2 separate regions of the Homo sapiens genome follow, and region 2 is linked to region 1. A link is a contact called in ENCODE Hi-C or POLR2A ChIA-PET data. All regions are on one chromosome and are shown on one strand. Each heading gives the region's core, a stretch centred on a gene start or an enhancer-like site at or near the end of the contact. The rest is flanking DNA. Distances are from core to core; before and after follow the strand shown. Region 1 overlaps CASC15 (cancer susceptibility 15). Region 2 overlaps CASC15 (cancer susceptibility 15).

Evidence for each region. Hi-C counts contacts between places; a loop is a spot of excess contacts on that map. ChIA-PET counts read pairs that join two places held with the same protein, here RNA polymerase II (POLR2A). Pooled maps may share reads with other maps.
Region 2: a loop to region 1 is called in a pooled map, with 2.3 times the contacts of the local background. The contact joins two enhancer-like sites. A Hi-C loop is called at or near these places in 1 of 168 maps with a recorded cell type or tissue (CD14-positive monocyte) and 3 of 50 pooled maps. POLR2A ChIA-PET finds 5 or more read pairs at or near these places in 2 of 52 experiments (AG04450 and Panc1).

Annotation. Positions count from the first base shown.
Region 1 is chr6:21,909,604-21,917,506 of GRCh38, forward strand. The region is part of intron 5 of CASC15 (cancer susceptibility 15); the gene reads left to right. Among named protein-coding and RNA genes, the nearest start is that of NBAT1, 230 kb to the right of the region's middle. RefSeq lists an enhancer at 4,604-4,653. Within about 2 kb of position 4,673, at least 5 of the 41 ENCODE cell types and tissues checked have a DNase peak (open chromatin) inside an H3K27ac peak, as active enhancers do.
Region 2 is chr6:21,851,788-21,859,690 of GRCh38, forward strand. All of the region lies in intron 4 of CASC15 (cancer susceptibility 15), which reads left to right. Among named protein-coding and RNA genes, the nearest start is that of CASC15, 190 kb to the left of the region's middle. RefSeq lists a silencer at 4,631-4,925. Within about 2 kb of position 4,909, at least 3 of the 41 ENCODE cell types and tissues checked have a DNase peak (open chromatin) inside an H3K27ac peak, as active enhancers do.

The DNA of each region.
Region 1 (7,903 bases), core at 3,423-5,922:
GTGAGTAATGGGATAATTTGTAATACCACAGGCCCCTTTTCAAGGGACCAGTAATCAAAACAGGAAGATGAAACTGAGAAGATTTCAACTGGAAGAATACAACTTTTGATAATTTCTGGATATACCTCTTAATTGCAAGCAGGAGAGTCTTCAGAGTTTTCCTGTGGTGGTGGTTGTTGTTGTTGTTGTTGTTGTTGTTTGAGATGGAATTTTGCTCTTATTACCTGGGCTGGAGTGCAGTGGCATGATCTTGGCTCACTGCAACCTCCGCCGCCCCACCCCCCGGGTTCAACCAATTCTCCTGCCTCAGCCTCCTGAGTAGCTGGGATTATAGGCGCCCGCCACCATACCCGGCTAATTTTTGTATTTTTACTAGAGATGGGGTTTTACCATGTTGGCCTGGCTGGTCTCGGACTCCTGACTTCAGATGATCCACCCGCCTCAGCCTCCCGAAGTGCTGGGATTACAGGCATGAGACGCCACGCCTGGCAAACATGAGCCACCACACCCGGTGGAGATTTTCATTAAAAACGTTAGTATGTCAATCCTGGTTTCATCATGCAGACACCCTGCTAAATTTTATACATCTTTCTTCCATGCTTTCTGCTCTTGATATTCTTATATCAAGACATCAGAGAAACTTCGTGGCTTATTTGTAGAACTCAGTTTCTTTTTACAAGGTTAAAGAATTATCAAGAATTGGGAGTTGGCTGGGGGCAGTGGCTCATGCCTGTAATCCCAGCGTTTTGGATGGCCAAGGCGGGTGGATCAGGAGGTCAAGAGATCGAGACCATCCTGGCCAACATGGTGAAACCCTGTCTTTGCCAAAAAGGCAAAAATTAGCTGGGCGTGGTGGCGCACACTTGTAGTACCAGCTACTCGGAAGGCTGAAGCAGGAGAATCACTTGAACCCAGGAGGCAGAGGTTGCAGTGAGCTGAGATCGCACCACCGCACTCCAGCCTGGGTGACAGAGCAAGACTCTGTCTCAAAAAAAAAAAAAAAAAAAAGAATTAGGAGTGTTGGCTGGGTGCGGTGGTGACTCACACCTGTAATCCCAGCACTCTGGGATGCTGAGGCAGGTGGATCACTTGAGCCCAGGAGTTTGAGACCAGCCTGCGCAGCATAGCGAGACCTTGTCTCTGCAAATAATACAAAAATTAGTTGGATGTGGTGACGCATGCCTGTGATTCCAGCTTCTCTGTAGGGTGAGGTGGGAGGTGGGAGGATCACTTGAGCTTGGGAGGTTGAGGCTGCAGTGAGCCGAGATTGCACTCCAGTCTGGGTGACAAAGTGGGACACTCTCAAAAAAAAAAAGAAGTGTAATGATAAATACAGCAATATTTTTAGGGTGGGGTGGAGTGTACACAAAACGACTAGCCTGTGTTCATACTTAAAAAAAGTAACAAAGAACAAGAATTTCATACTTCATAAAAGTAAAAAAAGAACAAGAATCTGAAGGCTGTATCTGACATTTAGTGTATCATCATCACTTTGGAATTGCATGCTGTTCAGAGCTTTCCTGTTGCGCCTAATGTGATGGGGTCTTCTGACTTGTCATTGTTGATAACATTAGATTCATGAAAACTGAGTAGCACCCATGATATTTTTATGTTACAAATATTAATTTCAGCTTTGACTTTGGTGGTGGCAGTAGACTTCTCATATTAGAGATTACAATAAAATGTTAATAGTTCCAAGCTCTTCCTCCTCTCCCATCATGTCAGGTGACTAAAACATTCCCACAAATAACTGATACCTTTTTAATGGGACCTTTGGGTTCATAAGAGGTAAATATTGATGACCTTGACATTTTTTCATATGTGTACAGTTCAGGAGGCACAATGTCTCCAGATAACTAAAAGCAGGTGAACAAGTAGGTAGACAGCCATGGGCTCCCACTGATCCCCGTAATTCACAGGGGCCCTGGCCTTGCTTCTGGAGCAAAAGCATAGGCAAAGGAATCTATAAGTTTAGGTCCTGTAGGTATTTCTGTAGGCAAATCTCACTGGACTGGGTGTGTTTTAGTCTGGCATTTTAATAAGATGTTTTCTAAGGCAAATATATGAGTCTCCTCCCTTACCCCTGTGAAACTAAGGACTCTAGTACTAACTACCAGGGTAATATTGTATAGTAGCTAAGTGCTTGGGAGCCGAATTCCCAGGTTTAAATCCCAGTTCTGTCACCACTAGCAATGTGACCTTAGGTAAATTATTTAACCTCTTTCAGCTTTAATTTCCTCAGCTAGAAGATGAGGATAATAATAATACTTAGGTTTTCTTTTCTTTTTTAAATAATTAAATGAGAGCTATCCAATTGTGATTAGCATGTTAGTAAAGATTTCTGAAATATTATTCATTAACCAGCTTTCAGGTATCCTGTGCTCACAGAGACTAACCTACAAAGCTGATGAGGTCTACAGCTTAAGAAAATTTTCTATTTGGAGTATACACTCAGTTACATGAAAATTGCGTATGGAAAAAGATGAGAATGTAGCACTGATTTTGCAAAACGTTTTAGAAAGTTTTATTTCGCTGCTTGTCTTAAAAGTAATTTTTCTGGTTTTATGTAATGTGTGTATTAGAAATGGGAATATTGGAATACTTACTTCATTGTATTGTCAAGCATTATTGGTAGCCCTAATTTATATATCCATTGTGCTGCAGTTTCAGTTGCAGAACTGCCATCTGCAGGGATTATTATAGCACTTGAGGGGATGGAATTACTGCACTCTGTTTTGGATACTTTTTTCACTAAGAAGTATGGGCACCATGAGATGGTACTTACCCATCTGTCTGTTGAAGCATTTGTATGTATATTACCTGAGCACTTAGGCACACCACCGAGGGGGGATTTCAAATGGAAGGGAAAAAGGAAAAATTGAAAATAAAATAACACGATGGAAATAACAGAAGCCTCTTTGCAAAGAATACCTAAACTATTCTTAAAAGCAGACTTAACAGCCAGTACAAAACCATTCACTATTGTCTTTAAGAGACGAAGCTCAATCCACAAAGTTGAAAGTGAAGTGTGAATCTGGAAGTTTTCCAGGAAAGTCAAGCATTACAGACTTCTAGGGCTCAAATTCAAGGGAGAAAAAAAAGTCCATTTTACAAAGTAACTTCTTACATTGATTGTGAGCTGTCAATGTTTGATGGGTAGATCCTGAAACATTAACTGATTAAATTCTTCAATGCTATGCGGTCATATTGGTGGCCTCCGCTGTTCTGAGCTTCTAAATTTGTGTATCGACACATGGGAATTCACTAAATGTGCAGCAGAGAGCAGAGTGGAACATTGTGGCATCAGCTTGAAATTTCCTAAAGAGAACCAGTGGAATGATGTTGAAATCAATTGAAATATTATTTATTGATTGCCTATGTTTTATAGCACCTAATAAATTGTCCAATCCCTTAAAAACACTCCATCTGCCTAATTCTCCATTTCCAGTTGCAGCAGATACAAGGATACAAAGATACTCTGTACTGGTAGAGAGGGATGATTTCAGGTTTTCTTCACAGCACCGGGCTCCCTGACAGCTATTCTTCGTGCTTGTGCACACTCACAGTTTTCAATTTCAGTTGGGACAAGAGAAGTGTTTTTCTCCCATATTCAGTTGTCTTGGTATTTTTTACCCTGACGGCCTCCCCTACCCTCCAACACATGTGCTTCCTCAGAGCTTCTTCATCCATATGCTAAGAGTGGGGTGTGGCTTCTCAGCATTTTGTGTTTCACTGCACACCTGGAAACCTATGGGCTAATGACCCTGTGAGAATTTGGGTGGTAAGGAGGCTGCAGAGATCAGCTTCCTTTTATAGATGTAGAAACTGAGGCCTGGAGAGGTGAAGAAATTCATCTGAGATCATTCAGCCAACAAATATCAGGACAGCACCTCTAACGTCAGTGCAATTTCAGCTTTTCCACTAAGGTATACTGGGAGGAGTGCAGTGGTATGTACCGGGCTGAGTCCTGGTTAAGGGGTTATAGTGGACTGACCAAGGAGTGAAAGAAAAAGAATATAGTGGCCGGGTGCAATGGTTCATGCCTGTAATCCTTGCATTTTGGGAGGCTGAGGTGGACGGATCACCTGAGGTCAAGAGTTTGAGACCAGCCTGGCTGACATGGCAAAACCCTGTCTCTACTAAGAATACAAAAATTAGTCGAGTGTGGTGGCACATGCCTGTAACCCCAGCTACGTGGGAGGCTGAGGCAGGAGAATCGCTTGAACCTGGGAGGCAGAGACTGGTGAGCCGAGATCGAGCCACTGCACTCCAGCCTGGGCAACAGAGTGACTCTGTCTCAATTAAAAAAAAAAAAAAAAAAAAAAAAAGAACACTGAATCAGGGTTTGGGTCAGGGTTTGTTTGAGGTTGTATTAGAAGCATATCTTTCGGTCAGGAAGCATGAATATTCTCTCTCTGATATAAGCGAAAAGGAAGAGATTAAAGGCATGACGAAGATCAGGTCTTTTTAAATAGGTGTTTACTTTCTATTGAAACCACGGAACAATGAATATTTATTCATCATCAGGTAATTTGGGGTAATGGAGTATAGACAATTTCTGGTTTTACCTTCTTGCCTCTTTGGGTCCGTGCTGCCTTTTGTTTTGCTTAAAATGGGCTAAAAGAGAAAGCAACTGAAACACTTTCCAGATCTGATAACTTCCGAGATCTCAAGTGAAACCTCTGGCTCGCGTCCAAGGGTGAGGTCACACAGTCTGATATTAGTTGGATTTATGTTGGTGTGTCCACCAAAATACAGAGCAGCACACTGCCATAATTCTTGACAGCCATTTATTAGGTAGGTAGGAATGGCACTTGGGTCAGTTGTATGCTGTGTATTGCCACCCAGAAGCATAGCCGATCCATGGCCATAGGCATTTCTTTTCTTTTTCAGTTGATAGTTTTAAGTTCATGTGGAAAACGTGCCTTTGGTTTTACCTGGTTTTATGCCTTTGGCCTTATCTTTGCTCACTCATACTCTTGAATTCAGATCTGTCTGGACACGTCTGGAGGTCTGGTGTTTTGGTCTCCAACAGTTTGTTTTCATGATTGTCTGAAGTACCTCTGGGAAAGTCCTCATTCTATAGGAAGACAGTTGAATTGGATAAGAAATATCTAAAGCACAAATAGACATTGCTTATGTCTGTCAACAGATGAGAACCTGAAAAAGCCAATTTTTCAAGATGGATCCCAAGTGGCTAAGTGGGCTTAGATTTAACATAGAGTCAAGCAGCCATTTGCTGACTTGAGGCCCCACACATACTCTGAGTTCCCCCAAACCCTGGAAACCCCCACATCTTTTTAACTTTGGGACGTTGAGAACTCACCTGAACCAACCAATCAAAGCTCAGCTGTATTGACCAATCAGGGCTCAGCTGTATCAACCAATCAACAGAACTCACTTGTGTCAATCAATAGGAACTAAACAAGTTTCAGATCTTTGAATTAACAGACTCGATTGGAAACTTGGGTGGGAACATTTGCTGTAAAATCCAAACCCTCTTGTTGTTCTCTGGAATGCACCTTCCTTTTACACCAAAGCGTATTTCTCCAGTTTGCAGACTGTTCACTGAAATAAAGTCTCTTTTCTCCAAATTCCTTTTCAGAGAACTTTTGTTCACATCTTATACAAAACAGTAAGTAGCTGTTAAGTATATAGATATGGATAGTGACATTTATTAGATGCTTATTGTATGCTGTGTACCAGACATTTATTAGATGCTTATTGTATGCTATGTACCATTTTAACTGCTTTACAGATCTTCGCAGCAACGCTTTGAAGCTCGTGCTCTTATGATTTCATTTTACAAACAAGAAACTGAGAAACAGAAAAGTGAATAGGAGCTTGTACAGTCTCAAAGAGCTTACAGTGGAGTTAGAAAGTTAATACTCAACTCATTCATTCAACAAGCTGAATGCCTACTAGCAATTTGAGTTTATGAAAGTTTATGTACCTCTTTAAGGCTTGCCCAAAGGAGCTCACAATCGAATAGAGGGATGTTTATGTAAACCAAAGTTGAAAAATGTGTTAATAGACAGAAAGAGGATTCCAAGGGAAGCATGCTGCCAATCACTTGGATTACTTTCCAGTCGAACAGAATCATGTTGGAAACCTAGGGAGAATGGGCTGTGTTAAAAGTGAAAGCAAAATCTCAAGATGACTGATTTACCAAAATCTGTGTGCCACATTGAGTATGTTAAGTGGCATCAGTAACTACATCAGGGACAGGGTTGGCAGTAGAAGAGAAAGTGGCTTGTGCAGCCTTGGGAAGTGACATCACTGGGAGCTCAGCAGCTAAATCAGTATCTTGGCCATTAGCACTTTTGACACTGGTTCTCACTGGCAGATACCACTGGATGGGACCGAGCAGGAGAGGAGGAAAGTGGCAGATACTATGTGATGGCTGAGAAGCAGTGTTGATGAGCTTATTAGTCATCTCCTGGCAAGTCCATGACATTTGCTTATGTTGATGGGGGGTGTGTGGGATGGGAGGAAGAGAACTGACAATTAAGGAGGCAGAAAATTCCTAGTAACATAATCTTGCACTTCAGTTTTGTATGTGTTTTGGGACATAAATTCCAGACAGTGTGAGTTAGCAGATGAGTGTTCTAGGCATATTCCTGTGCCTCAGCTCCTCTGTAGAATGGTGCTGGCAATACAGTTTGCCTCATTGGGCTCTTGTAAGCTTTAAATAGGTTATTATACATAAAGAGCTAATAGTGATGCCTGTAGCCGTTGTCTAAGTGCTAGCTCTGATGATGGTGACAAAGAAGTAATAGCAATCAGTGGTTTAGATTAAACCATTTTAGGCATAAACTGTTCTGCTAGAATCCAAGGGGAGATTTTTTCCCATCAAGGAGACATAGCTTGTTGGGAAGATAAGACATACCCAATTGCAGAAGTAATTAATTAATTCTTTTTTTTTTTTTTTTTTTTTTTTTTGCGATGGAGTTTCGCTCTTGTTGCCCAGGCTGGAGTGCAATAGCATGATCTCGGCTCACCACAACCTCTGCCTCCTGAGTTCAAGTGATTCTCCTGCCTCAGCCTCCCGAGTAGCTGAGATTACAAGCATGTGCCACTACACCTGGCTAATTTTGTATTTTTAGTAGAGACGGGTTTTCTCCATTTTGGTCAGGGTTGTCTTGAACTCCCAACCTCAGGTGATCCACCTGCCTCAGCCTCCCAAAGTGCTGGGATTACAGGTGTGAGCCACTGCGCTGGCCGAATAATTAATTCTTAACATCTAATTTCCTACCTGTGCACACTTATCCAGCCCAGGATTACCTTTTAGTACCTCTTCTTATGCATCCTCATTCTCTCTAGCCATGCCAGATGACCCCAGAGACCTAGATTAGGTTCTCTTATGTGTTCATGCATTCACATAAGCCATTGTAATCAGTCTAGAGTTCCTTTCTCCTTTGATCTGCCTGTTGAAATGGACATCCTTTCTGCAAAATCCTTCATATTACCCGCCCTAGACCCTCAGTTAATTCAGCTGTCACTGCATTGCCATGGTGCCCTGAACATGCCTTTTGGAAAATTGTTTTACCTGCGTATTTCTCTACTAGATTATGAACTCCCTGGGAGAAATTTATATATATTTTCATATTTCAGATTCGATGTAGTTGCCTTATGGAATAAATGAGTGAATATTTTTCTAACTCCATGGTAAACTGTTTTGAGACTGGATCTGTTAATTTTTCTGAGGCTGTTTTTTTTTTTTTTTGGCCTATAAAATGGGTTATTTATAAGCAGGAAGTACAGTGGTTAGAACAAAATGATAACTCACTGAATGTTGGTTATTTCTATGAACATAACTTTCAAATATTTGTATTCAGTCCAAACATTGTTTGGATTACATTAAGGTAACAAAAATGGCTACTTTTTATGTTCTGTTCTTCCT
Region 2 (7,903 bases), core at 3,659-6,158, 58 kb before region 1:
GGGGCGGCCGGGCAGAGGCGCCCCTCACCTCCCGGACGGGGCGGCTGGCCAGGCGGGGGGCTGATCCCTCCACCTCCCTCCCGGACGGGGCGGCTGGCCGGGCAGGGGGCTGACCCCCCCTCCCCCCTCCCGGACGGGGCGGCTGGCCGGGCGGGGGGCTGACCCCCCACCTCCCTCCCGGACTGGGCGGCTGGCCGGGCGGGGGGCTGACCCCCCCACCTCCCTCCTGGACGGGGCGACTGGCCGGGCAGAGGGGCTCCTCACTTACCAGTAGGGGCGGCCGGGCAGAGGAGCCCCTCACCTCCCGGACGGGGCGGCTGGCTGGGCGGGGGGCTGACCCCCCCCCCACCTCCCTCCCGGACGGGGTGGCTGCTGGGCGGAGAGGCTCCTCACTTCCCAGATGGGGTGGCTGCCGGACGGAGGGGCTCCTCACTTCTCAGACGGGGCGGTTGCCAGGCAGAGGGTCTCCTCACTTCTCAGACGGGGCGGCCGGGCAGAGACGCTCCTCACCTCCCAGACAGGGTTGCGGCCCAGCAGAGGCGCTCCTCACATCCCAGACAGGGCGGCGGGGCAGAGGCGCTCCCCACTCAGACGATGGGCGGGTCAGGCAGAGATGCTCCTCACTTCCTAGATGGGATGGCGGCGGGGAAGAGGCGCTCCTCGCTTCCTAGATGGGCTGGCGGCCGGGCAGAGACGCTCCTCACTTTCCAGACTGGGCAGCCAGGCAGAGGGGCTCCTCACCTCCCAGACGATGGGCGGCCAGGCAGAGACGCTCCGGCTGAGGACTTTCTTTGTGCTTATTTTTATGGCTGGTTTATTTGCATCGTTGCAGAATATTCATAAATCAGAAAAGAATTTTTTTTCTTTCTCCTTTAAGGATACCAAATCCAGGTGGGAAGTAATGATCTTGGTGAATTCTAGCACTTGTCAATTTGAGAGTGTTCAGGGAAAACAAATGAAAGAGAAAGGATGAATTTGTTTGTATGCTATCGTTCACTAATTCAAAGCTGCAGACATTTCTTTCTTACTATACTTTTGAAGTTAAGGATTGGAACTGAATAATAGACAGCCTTCCAACATGAAACATGACCAAGCTTGAGGGATTTTATTGGGGTTTTTGATATTGCATTGTTTTCTAGTTTCCCTTTGTCTTTGATCAACTTATTCCGATGACAAGAATTTGGTCATGTTATTGCTTTTCTCTTTCCCCAAAGCTTGTCTTATGTCATGGGAATTCTTTCTCTTTTTTCTTTTCTCAGTAATTTTGTTGATTGCAAATAAATAAACTAAGTATTTATCTAGACTTAGTTTAAATATACCAGTCAGTTGGAAGTCTGCTTTTATTTTTCCTTCAAGTATTTTCAGTTTTCTATTTAAATGTGTTCATAGTAAAGAATTTTAAATTCTAAATTATATAAAACCCATTCATCCTGAATATTGGGCTAAGGCTTATCTTTGCTTCGTAAACCTTTCTCAGTGCTGCAAATTAGGAGCTAAGTAATACTGTCCTAGTGGTGGTGGTGGTGGTGGTGGTCGTGGTGGTGGTGGTGGTGGTGGTGGTGTGTTAAAAATCCTGGAGTATGAACTGTTTTCAAGTGTCTTCAAGTACTTCAGAAGTCTCCATTTTTATAGTAGCACTTGATATGGTAATTATATATGATTCTCCTGTGTTCATTAAAATAGGAGCCTAGGGCTTCTCTGACAATTTGTTAGCTTCCCATAGGTTGCAAGTAATAAAATTGCCTTGCTCTAAAAATCTGTAATTCATTGCTTTCACTAATTCAGATGGGCTTTCTCTCCATTCTTTTTCCTGGTAGATAATGAGAGGATTTTTTTTTTCTCATTCCTCTGAGAATATGAGGGTAGTCCAGCTATGTTAGGAAACAGAAGATATGGGTTATCTTGGAAGGTGAATGTGGCTATTTTTATTGCTTTGGTCTTAAAGGACCTGTAATTTCAAAAGCATGATAATTCCCTACCTCTTAGTTCCTGCAGTTAACTCCTAGGCCCGTATTTCCAGAAAGGATGTATATTTTTTTCCTGAAACCAAAATAAAAGTTTCTATCATCTCAATAAGGCAGCTTTTTAAAACGTGGAAAAAAAGTTTAAAAACAAATCCGCCTAATAGCCAAAAGGTAGAACCAACCCAGAAGTCCATCCATAGATGAATGGATAAACAAAATGTTGTATATACACACAATGGGAGATTATTCAGCTTTAAAAGATGGAAATTATGACACATGCTACAACATGGATGGATCTGAGGACACTGTGCTAACTCAGATAAGCCAGACACAGAGGGACAGATATGGTATGATCTCAAAAATATGAAATATTTCGAATATGCAAATTCATAGAAACGGAAAGTAGCTTAGAGCTTACCTGGAGCAGGGGTGGAGGAATGGAGTTACTGTTTAATGGGTACAGAGTTTGTTTTGCAAATTCAAGAGTTCTGTGGCAGGCTGCTGGTGATAGAAAAACAATGTGAACAAATGTGCTTAATGCCACTGAATTGTATACTTAAAAATGGCTAAAATATGGCGTGTGCCTGTAATCCTATCTACTAGGGAGGCTGAGGCAGGAGAATTGCTTGAACCTGGGAGGTGGAGGTTGCATGAGCCGAGATTGTGCCACCACACTATAGTGGGAGACTGTGTCTCAAAAAAAAAAAAAAAGGCTGAAATGGTAAATTTTATGTTATATATATATATATATATATATATATATATATACACACACACACACACACCCACCCACAATTAAATTTTTTTTTTTTTTTTGAGATGGAGTCTCACTCTGTCACCAGGCTGGAGTGCAGTGGCATGATCTCAGCTCACTGCTACCTCCGCCTCCCGGGTTCAAGCGATTCTCCTGCCTCAGCCTCCTGAGTAGCTGGGACTACAGGCGCCCACCACCACGCCTGGCTAATTTTTGTATTTTTAGTAGAGACGGGGTTTCACCATGTTGGTCAGGCTGGTCTCGAACTCCTGACCTCATGATCTGCCCGCTTAGGCCTCCCAAAGTGCTGGGATTACAGGCGTGAGCCACTGCGCCCGGCACACAATTAAAATTTTAAAGAAATCTTCAGGGAAAGGGAGTACTACTAATACTAAGTTTTTAGAACTTACAAGTTATATAATACAAATTGGTCATTTGAGCTGATTTTCAATATGCTGACACATGCAATATAAATTGCAAATATGTATGTCACTACCACAACATCTAAAAGAAGTCAAAGATGTACACAATGTTTATGACAAATAAAACTATTGCATGTAATGTCAGAAAAATATCCCCCAAAAAAAACCCAATTAGATTTGCTAATTTGTGGTATTTGTGTGTCTCCTGTACAGACATTTTCTCATTTGGATTCCTGACACTTGGTAAATAAAATTACTATTATTGTTCTCTTGTTTCTTTGAATTTGGAATTCCTGGAACACAGGAAAATTTGATACACGTCCTAAAAGAAAAAGAGGAGAACAAACTGAGTGCTACTTAATATGGGGGCAGCACAGTGGCTCACACCAATAATTCCAGTGCTTTGGGAGGCTGAGGCTGGAGGATTGCTTGAGGCCAGGAGTTCCAGACCGGCCTGGGCAACATAGCAAGATCCCATCTCTACCAAAAAAATAAAAATTAGCCAGGGTGGTGGCATGAGCCTGTAGTTCTAGCTACTTAAGTAGGTTGAGGCGGGAGGATTGCTTGAGCCCAGGAGTTTGAGGCTGCAGTGAGCTATGATTTCTTCACTGCACTCTAGTCTAGGTGACAGAGTGAGACCCTGTCTCTAAAAAAAGAAAAATATAAGTAAATAAAGTGAGTATGCATGTCTGAAATTTGTTTACCTGAATGTTCTGATTTAGTGGGTCTGGCGTGGGGCCTGAGAGTCTGCTGTGCTCACAAGCTTCACCTGAATCCCTACTTCGGAGGTCCTGGGAAGGCTTTGGATGGTTCTGCTTTCATCACTGCTAGTTTAGGATCCACGCTAAATCACGCTGGTTACTTACCATGAATCAGTTTTCTGGCTTTCGTGATATTGTTGCTGCTGTCATCTCAGTCTTCTTGTCCTTGTAGATTTCTGCATTCTGAGAAACTCCTTTAGTTTTATTTTAGTGGAGTATTTTGATAGGGCGAAATGAAGGGAACTGAGGTGGCACTCATTTTTAAAAGGAAGTTCCCAATTCTGTTTTCACTTTTTTTCTGGCTAAGTGCTCATTGTTGGGGGAGGGGAGAACACTGACTAATTTAGCAGAATCAGCAGCATGTATCAGCATTCCCCTCTGACCTCAAGTTTATTTGAATCAATGTTGATTGAGCGCTAAGTATGTGCTGGGCATTGTGCTTATCCTTGATGGTTGGTAGATATGGTCCCTGCTATAATGAAACTAGTGCTATATGCTTTAACCCAAAAAAGGAGGGTGGGGCACACAGATGACACAATCTTGACGGAGCATGTTCTTACAGTCTGTTGTATGTGACAGTTGTGAAAGCTGCTTCCTTAGACCCCACCCCCACTGTCTCACTCGGCAATTTCAGTCTCATCCCCAGATTGTTCTCCTTTATCTGTTTTTATGATTTCTACCCCTTTGCTATCCCGGTTGAAGTGGAAAGTTTTAAGCCATAGAATATGCTTGTTTCTGTGAAGGGTCTTTCTAAATTGTGTCCATGCCACTACATCATTCTTACTTCAGACAGAATAATTGCTTTCTAATTTGGCAGAGTTAGGGGAAATATAAACATGCCCTTATTAGCATTGTGTGGAAGAAGAATTCTGACATGGCCCCCATGATTCACTCCCAGACCCGTGTTGCATACACACCCTGAGTAATCCCTGGAACTATGTCTGTGATGAATTTACTCCCTTGACTAGTTATGTTCTATGGTATAATTGACCTTAAGATCTGGAGAATATCCAGGTGAGTCTGACTTAATCACACCAGCCCTTTAAAAGCAGAGAGTTTTGTCTTGCTGCTTGAGGAAAGAGAAGCTGGAGATTCTTAGCATGAGGAAGATTCAAATGCACCTTTGTGAGCTGAAGATGGAGGGGGCTGTGTGGCAAGGAATGCCGGCAGCCCCAAGGAGCTGACAGCCAGCAAGGAAGTGGGGATGTCAGTCCTACAACTGCAAGGAACTGGATTCTATTAATGACAAGAATGAGCTTTTAAGGGGCTTTTTCCTCTAGAGGCTTTAGATGAGAACTCAGTCCAACACCTAGATTTCAGCCTTGTGACACACTGAGCAGAGAACCCAGTCATGATGGGCTGGGCTTCTGACTTACGAAACTGTGAGCTAGTAGATGCCTGTTGCCTAAGCCACTAAGTTTGTGGTAATTTGTTATGCACCAATAAAAAACTAATATACATATTAGTGTGCAAATGCATTTGAAAAAGAGTCTACAAGTACATTCGAAGAAGACTGTAGAAGGCTTGCCTGTGAAAAACCAAGCTAATGCTGCTTAGCCAGCTGGGCAAAGAAAGTCTAGCTACCTTACACATAATAGGAATGTAAAATGTCATCGATACATAGGAAGTATCAAACCATGGAAAGGGCATAGATTTAGAGAGAAGAAATATGAGCAAGTCTTGGCTCTCTTACTTCCTAGCCAGGGGAGGCCATTCCTCTGAATCTCACCTATAAAATGAAGGGGTTGACCAGATGCATCTCATCACAATGTAACCCCTGGTTTTATTTAGCAAGCGATGTACTCATTTCCATAACTTTCTGTGGTTTAGCCTAGCCCTGACCCACTGGGTATAGGATAAGGGTTGTTGTCTGATGGATGTCATTTTTGGGTAGTTTTTTTAAAAGCAGCTTAAAATTTTATGGGTTTTTAAGGATCAGTCCAAAATATTCCTGTCTCAGTACAATAATCTGATATTTGCATCAAAAAGCTACCGCAAAATATATTACTTGGGGCTGAGGCAGGTGGATCACTTGAGGTCAGGAGTTTGTGACCCCAGCCTGGCCAACATGGTGAAACCCCGTCTCCGTTAAAATTACTAAAATGCCGGCGTGGTGGCTCACGCCTATAATCCTAGCACTTTGGGAGGCTGAGGCAGGCAGATTACCTGAGGTCAGGAATTCAAGACCAGCCTGGCCAACATGGTGAAACCCCATCTCTACTAAAAAAAAAAAAAATACAAAAAATTAGCCTGGTGCAGTGGCGTGCGCCTGTAATCACAGCTACTCGGGAGGCTGAGGCAGGAGAATTGCTTGAACCCAGGAGGCAGAGGTTGCAGCGAGCCGAGATCGTGTCACTGCATTCCAGCCTGGACGACAAGAGCGAAACTGCATCTCAAAAACAAAAAACAAAAAACATGCACCTAGAAATTGATCTTTAAAAATCTGTTTTTGAAACTCAGGGTGATTCTGACTAGAAGCATTTCTCTGCCTGGAACACCTGCTCATCAGAACTCATTCTTAGTGTGCTTCCACAGTGTTTTGGGGGTGGGCACATAGCCCATTCTTGTGCATCACTGTGCGTTGAGTCTGGTCTGTTGAACTTAGAATTATGTTTAAAAATCTGTCTGTGTGTCTAAGTACTGGTGTTTTACAAGAAGTGGTTGCATGGAGCATCTGTGTTGCTAGTCTTTTTCCTAGGAAATGATTCTTCTCTGAGCTTAAGGATCTTGTTCACACTGCAAAATAAAAATCTGTAGAAAATTAAGGACACTCAAGTTATAATATTTCAGGGATATAATGATATTTCAATGGGAAAATGCTAATTATGGGGAGCTTGCTTTCCCCCAACACCTGGAGCTTCTTAACCTGCTACCAACTAGCTGCTGATTTTCATAAATAGGACTGTACGAGGGGAAAAAATCCCTCATCAACTCAGCCACCAGGAAGATGCTGGAAAGTGTCTGTCAGTTGTTTAAAAGGGAGAAAAGGAATACCTCAGCCGCCTCCCAGGATGCGTGAAGCCTCCAGGAATATCAGCCAACCTGGGCTTTCCGCATGGAAAACAAAGCTGCCTGAATGGGTATGTTTTAAGACTATAACTTCTGAGTTGCTCTCCTGGATATTTTCAAACACATCTTAAAAAGGCAGGTGGACTTAGTGGCTCACACCTGTAATTTCAACACTTTGGGAGGCTGAGGTGGGAGGATCGCTTGAAGCTAGGAGTTCGAGGTGCGGTGAACTATGATTGTGCCTCAGCACTCCAGCCTGGGCGACAGAGTGAGATCCTGATTCTAAAAAAAACAAAAACCAAAAAAAGGCCAGAGGCGGAAATGCCTCACTGTTGTGGTTCATGATTCCATCACAGACATTAATGAAACCTTCTATCCACCCAAGGGGCACACCACTGTTTCCCCCTCCATCACTTTTAATTTTGCCCCAACGTTGCCAGCCCTCACTTGACATCTGGCTTGTGAGGATGACTTCTGTGGAGCTAGCTATTGTTTCTTCCGTCATTTTTAAACAATACTAGAGGACAGTGGGGAGGGGAGAGGGAATCACAGCTCCCACACAAGCAGATGCCTATTTGAGAGTGTGCAAAAGCAGTGTGACATTCTGGAAATAGTAGTCTCTTTTCACTTCCTTGCCCATTCTTCTCCATCCATACAAATGACGTATTTTCTGACATTGGTTCAGGGTTTGAAACCTCAGGCTTTCAGAGTCTGCCCACATTTTTGAGAATTCTGTCTTAATGAATGTATGCCGTGAAAAGCATTAACCATTACTTTCATTCTGTTCTAGTGAAACCGCCCAATGCTCTGCGCTTGTACAAAATCCTTTGGACTTTTAATTGGGCGATAACTTTGCAAGTGGTTAAGCACTATACAAATTAAACTTCAGTCATTCAGCAATGTTATTGAACACTTATATCTTCCCTTAATTTCCTTACTCTTCATATCTATGTTTTATGAAATTGAGGGCAGCACAGGTTAGCAAAAGTGGTT